2 separate regions of the Homo sapiens genome follow, and region 1 is linked to region 2. A link is an interaction called in ENCODE POLR2A ChIA-PET data of the cell type or tissue named here. Cell type or tissue: GM12878. All regions are shown on one strand. Each heading gives the region's core, and the rest is flanking DNA. Links, peaks and the distances in the headings are about the cores only.

The links. Peaks named below come from ENCODE experiments on the same cell type or tissue, not always from the same donor. Only the 100,000 strongest peaks of a DNase experiment are listed, where the experiment ranks them.
Region 1: POLR2A ChIA-PET joins it to region 2 with 8 read pairs; 6 of 35 experiments call an interaction of 5 or more read pairs at or near these places.

Annotation. Positions count from the first base shown.
Region 1 is chr1:101,143,548-101,146,479 of GRCh38, forward strand. No RefSeq gene overlaps it. Among named protein-coding and RNA genes, the nearest start is that of S1PR1-DT, 92 kb to the right of the region's middle. In GM12878, for the core only: no CTCF peak of the experiment used is centred there; a DNase peak (open chromatin) is centred at 1,664.
Region 2 is chr1:101,253,333-101,256,264 of GRCh38, forward strand. No RefSeq gene overlaps it. Among named protein-coding and RNA genes, the nearest start is that of S1PR1, 18 kb to the left of the region's middle. In GM12878, for the core only: no CTCF peak of the experiment used is centred there; no DNase peak of the experiment used is centred there.

The sequences.
Region 1 (2,932 bases), core at 211-2,710, 110 kb before region 2:
TCTCAACTTTTTAGTGTTTAACATCCCTGAGGAATCCACTATACTTCCATTAGTAACAGTGCTTCATAATGGCGGTACTTCTCAACGCAAAGTCTGTTAGGTTTACAAAAGAATCCTAGATGATTCTGAGCCTCCATTACTCATCCCCAAATAGTTCTGCAATCTCCTTTTTATATACTTTAAGGGGGCATGGGATCATCATCATAATAAAACTTTTTGCCTGTAATCCCAGTGACTTGGGAGGCAGAGGTGGGAGGATCACTTGAGCCCAGGAGTCTGAGGCTGCAGTGAGTCATAATCATGCAACAGAGTAAGACCCTGTCTCTTAAAAAGTAACAAAAATAACCTTTTTATTGTCATTACAATAACACTTACGTGCTTCTTACCATGTGCCAGATATTGTTCTAGGTGCTTTATATATGTTAATTACTTTAATCTGTGTAAGCGCTCTTATTAAACCAATGTTACAGATGAGGGAAATGAAGTTAAGTGACTTGCCCACAGTCATATAATTAAATTAGTAAGTGAGGGACCTGTGATATAAACTCAGATTCTATACTCTCAACCACTAAGCCAAACTGTAACCCAGCACCTTCTGTTAAGAAGCCAGGATTATTTATTTGCTAAAACATAAATATTATCATACTCCTACTTTTCCAAACTTTCTGTTAAAGATTTTATTTACTTATTTTTATCTTATTTTATTTATTTTGAGACTTAGTCTCACTCTGTCGCCCAGGCTGGAGTGCATTGGTGCAATCTTGACTCACTGCAACCTCCGCCTTCTGGGTTCAAGTGATTCTCTTGACTCAGCCTCCCGAGTAGCTGGGATTACAGGCACGCACCACCATGCCTGGCTAATTTTTGTATTTTTAGTAGAGATGGGGTTTCACCATGTTGGTCAAGCTGACCACAGGTGATCTGCCTGCCTCGGCCTCCCAGAGTGCTGGGATTACAGCCTCCCAGAGTGCTGGGATTATGAGCCACCGTGCCTGGCCTAAAGATTTTAGCATAGCATTCAAGACTCTTTATTATCCATATCTAACCTCAAAACTGACCTTCGTGATTTCATTCTAGTATCCCATCACATTTGCTTCCATTTAGTAAACATGGATTGGGTATTTTGATCTAGGTAGAAAGGGTATAAAGACCCTACAAAGTACAGTAGAGAAACAAAGAAATAATGATCATAAACAGAGAAGGGGATTCATTTATTGAGGCTTTATGTGTCAGGCACTGTGCTGTTGCATGTATTTACCCCTTACAGCTGGGATGGCAGTGGTACAACTGGGATTCAGACTCTGGCCTGTCTCCAAAGCTCATGGTTTTTCCATAACACCAGAGGTTTTTAAAATTTTTCTTTCCTGTCAAGAAACTTATTATTGAAGTGGAAATAAGCCGAACAGATAACAGCAGAACTCTGATTAATCAGATGTGAAACCCAGCCCAGAACCCCTACCTACCTCCATCCCCAGGTCTCTGACAGGACACCACAGAGCTCAATTTGGAAACCATGCACTTCGCAATGCTGCTTTTCTTTGGTTTGGCCTTTTAATAACGTACAAAGTGCAATAGTATAAATAGTGTAGCGTGTGCAATGCATTTTGGGAACTAAAAGAAAAGGAGGAACCAGAACTAAATTTTATAAAAGAAAAGTAATTTCCACAGAGAAGGTTACATTTGACCTGCATCTTAAGAACGGGTAGGGGTTTTCCAACAGGAGAATGAAGTATGAACTCTGAAGGCAGCCACAGCAACATAAATACCCTGACCACATTTGGCATTCTCACATTTCATTGCCTTTAAAAACAAAAATGGAAACTTGGTGCCTGGACAGTGTAGTGTGGTGATAAGAGACTAAGCTGGAAGACAGGGGACTGGAACTAGACATACTGGATTAGCTACTTCAGTGCCTTGTTCTTCTTTCATGTATGAATTCAGAGGATTTCACTAGGGACCAATAAAAGCTCCTTCAAGCCATAGAAACATCATTTTGTAGATCATGTGCAATTTCTTTTCTGCTATCTTATCTGCAAATGTAGAAGAAAAACTATTACAAGTGTCATGAGTAAGAGCTTGGGTTCTGCTCCTCACATGCTTTATGATTCAGAGCAAGGTTCTTAACTACACTATGCTTGAATTACCCTAGTTGACTATATAAGGTTGTTGGGAAAAGTATGTTAATGCATGTAAAGTACATTGCCTGGTATATACCAAGGGCTTAATAAGTGTTAACTATAATTATGTGTGTGTGCACATAATACATATGTATATCTACATGGGTAGAAATTTTAAAAGATTCACAGGGTATACAGAATATGTAGACTTCGAAAATGCAATAAAACAAGAAAAGTATCTTTGTAATCTTAACTAGAAGGAATTGCTTCCAACATGAAAAACTGGACTTTTTAAAAAAATGTTTAATTTATTTTTTTAATGGACAAATAATGATTGTACGTATTCAGAGAATACATAGCAATGTTTGGATTCATATAATGTATAGTGATCAGATGAGGGTAATTAGCACATCCATCATCTCAAACATTTATCATTTCTTTGTGTTGGGAACATTCAATATCCTCCTTCTAGCTATTCGAAACTACATTTTTGTTAATTATAGTCATCCCATAGTGATACAGAATACTAAGACTTATTCCTCCTATCTAGCTGTAATTTTGTATCCTTTAACTAATCTCTCCTTGTTCTTCCCTGTCTCTTACCTTCCTAGACTCTAGTATCCCCTGCTCTACTATTTACTCAAAAAAGTGGACTTTTACTTATTGCTTTGGCCTTAGGTCAAAAAAGTGAAGGAATTGCATCTTCTTATCTGTCCTTTTGGTCTCTTATAACTTAGAAAGACTTATTTTCTTTATTATAGTTTATTTTCTAGATAGAAATAATCTATCCAGCTTCTAAAACTCCACATTTAAAT
Region 2 (2,932 bases), core at 337-2,836:
ATATATAAAAGCTTATGTATAAATATATATAAATATATTTATTTATGCTTATAGATACATATATAAATATATTTATTTATATTTATATATAAACATATATTTATATATATTTATATAATATTTATTTATTATATAAATAAATATATAATAAATAATAAATATATATAATATATTTATTGTATTATTTATATAAATTTATTAATATAATATATAATAAAATAATAATTATATAAATATATAAATATCTATAAATATATATAAATATATATAATATCTATAAATATATATAAATATAAATATATATAATATCTATAAATATAGATAAATATAAATATATATAATATCTATAAATATAGATAAATATAAATATATATAACTATATATAAATATATATAACTATATATAAATATATATATAAATATATATAACTATATATATAACTATATATATAAATATATATAACTATATATATAAATATATATATAAATATATATAACTATATATATAAATATATATAACTATATATAAATATATATATAAATATATATAACTATATATATAAATATATATATAAATATATTTTAAAAAAGCTTATATATATAAAAGATTATATGTATATATAAAAGCTTATAAATGTATTGGCAAGTCTGACTTTCGTCCTTTTCAATTAGCTATACACAACAATACTGTGAAGTGTGTATTACTATCAGTGCCCAGAGGATGCAGCGCATCTGAGGCAAATGGGAGGTTAACGAATTCCCCACATAACGAGTCACCAGTGAAGTTGGCTTTGCTTTTCCATTACACAGTAAAGCCTGGAAAACTTCCTCAGGCTTCCCCAGATTTATGATCATAGACTCACTGAGTTGGAAGGAACCTTAGAGATTAACCTGCCCAACTGTCTCATTTCAGAGATAAGTGACTCGCTCTTGACTCCTACTCGTTTCTCTTGTCCTTGTCTAGTTTGAAATCATAGTTGTGCTAGTAAGGCAATGTTGAAAAGTGAAAGGTTTGTGTTGCTGGTTTTATTGTATTCTTACGTCTCCAGATTTATTTCTCCTAGATCCAGCCAGATTGTCTTTAGACCCTTAGGCTACTGGCCCTTGCTAACTTTTATAAACTGAGATAAATGGAATGCAAGTCTTTGAAATTACAATGATTTTGCTTCTGCAGCAGTGTGAATGTCTGTTGAATTTAGGGGGAGTGGCAGATCCAAGCAGAAGGGCGTAGCAAATGTTAATGAAAATGGTGGTGTTTGACCAAATACAACCCACCAGAGGATAAAATCACAGGCTATAATTTCAGTAGACGGTGGAGTTTTGTGTGGTCGGTAACGTCACTGGAAACCCAAGAAAGAACTTATTTTGCGCAATTTGGCCCATGTTGTTGTTTATTTTGATTACACCAAGCTCAAGGGCTCTTTTGACATTAAAAATGCTTATTTCAGCTAAAGTCCAGATTAGGGTTACAATTTCCCTTTTAAAAATTTCTTTTCCTTTTTCTGGGATTGCACTGTGGTCTCCTACACACTTCTTTCTACTTTCCTGTGATTTCTTTCTAGCCAGAAAATTATTAGCATTTCCACATAGATATATAACAAATGCTGTAATATCAGTGCTGCCTTCGTGGTGTGATGCACAAGAAGAATCATGGAGTTTTTTGTTGTTGTTGTTGTTGTTGTTGTTGTTGTTGTTGTTTTTGAGACCGGGTCTGGCTCTGTCACCCAGGCTGGAGTGCAGTAGTGTGATCTTGGCTCACTGCAACTCTGCCTCCTGGGCTGAAGCGATCTTCCCATCTCAGTCTCCCAGGTAGCTGGGGCTTAGTGGGCACCACCATGCCCCGCTAATTTTTTTTTTTTTTTTGTAGCGATGTGGTCTTGCCATGTTGTCCATGCTGGTCTTGAAATTTTGAGCTCAAATGATCTGCCTGTCTCCCAAAGTGCTAGGATTACAAGTGTGAGCCACAGCACCCAGCCAGGAAGAATCGTTTTTGCAGTGGGACTCTGGTCACCCAACGAACATCAGGATCTTTCTTGTAATATAAAGCAGAATGGAGAAATATCAATGGAATTTCTAGTATATGAAGATTTTTCCCTGCATACGAGGAAATATATTAAGTCAGAGTAGTCAGTTTGGCCTGTGTTTGAATTCTGTCTCTACCGCACACTAGGTATGTGGCCCTGGAGAAGTTATTCAACCTAGCTGAAATGCAGTTCATTTCTTTGTAAAATAGTGATAGGCTGGCTTGGTGGCTCACACCTGTAATCCTAGCACTTTGGGAGGCCGAGGCGGGCAGATCCCTTAAGGTCAGGAGTTCGAGACCAGCCTGGCCAACATGGTGAAACTCTGTCTCTACTAAAAATACAAAAAATTAGTCGGGTGTGGTGGCATATGCCTGTAATCCCAGCTATTTGGGAGGCTGAGGCAGGAGAATAGCTTGAACCTGGGAGGCAGAGGTTGCAGTGAGCCGTGATCACGCCACTGCACTCCAGCCTGGGTGATAGAGTGAGACTCAGTCTCAAAAAAAAAAAAAAAAAAAGAATCGCTGATCTGCCAGCTCCTGCTCCTGACTCACCACTGTTCGCTCTTGTGAGGAACAGTTGGTCAGGAAGCCGCGCAGCAGCCATGGCTTTTAAGAATACCGGGCACTTTGGGAGGCCGAGGTGGACGGATCACAAGGTCAGGAGATCGAGACCATCCTGGCTAACACGGTGAAACCCCGTCTCTACTAAAAAAAAAAAAAAAAAAAAAAAAAAAAAAAAAAAAAAAATTAGCCGGGCATGGTGTGGCAGGTTCTTGTAGTCCCAGCTACGCAGGAGGCTGAGGCAGGAGAATGGCGTGAACCCGGGGGGCGGAGCTCGCAGTGAGCCGAGATCACGCCACTGCATTCCAGCCTGGGGGACAGAGCGAGACTCCATCTCAAAAAAAAAAAA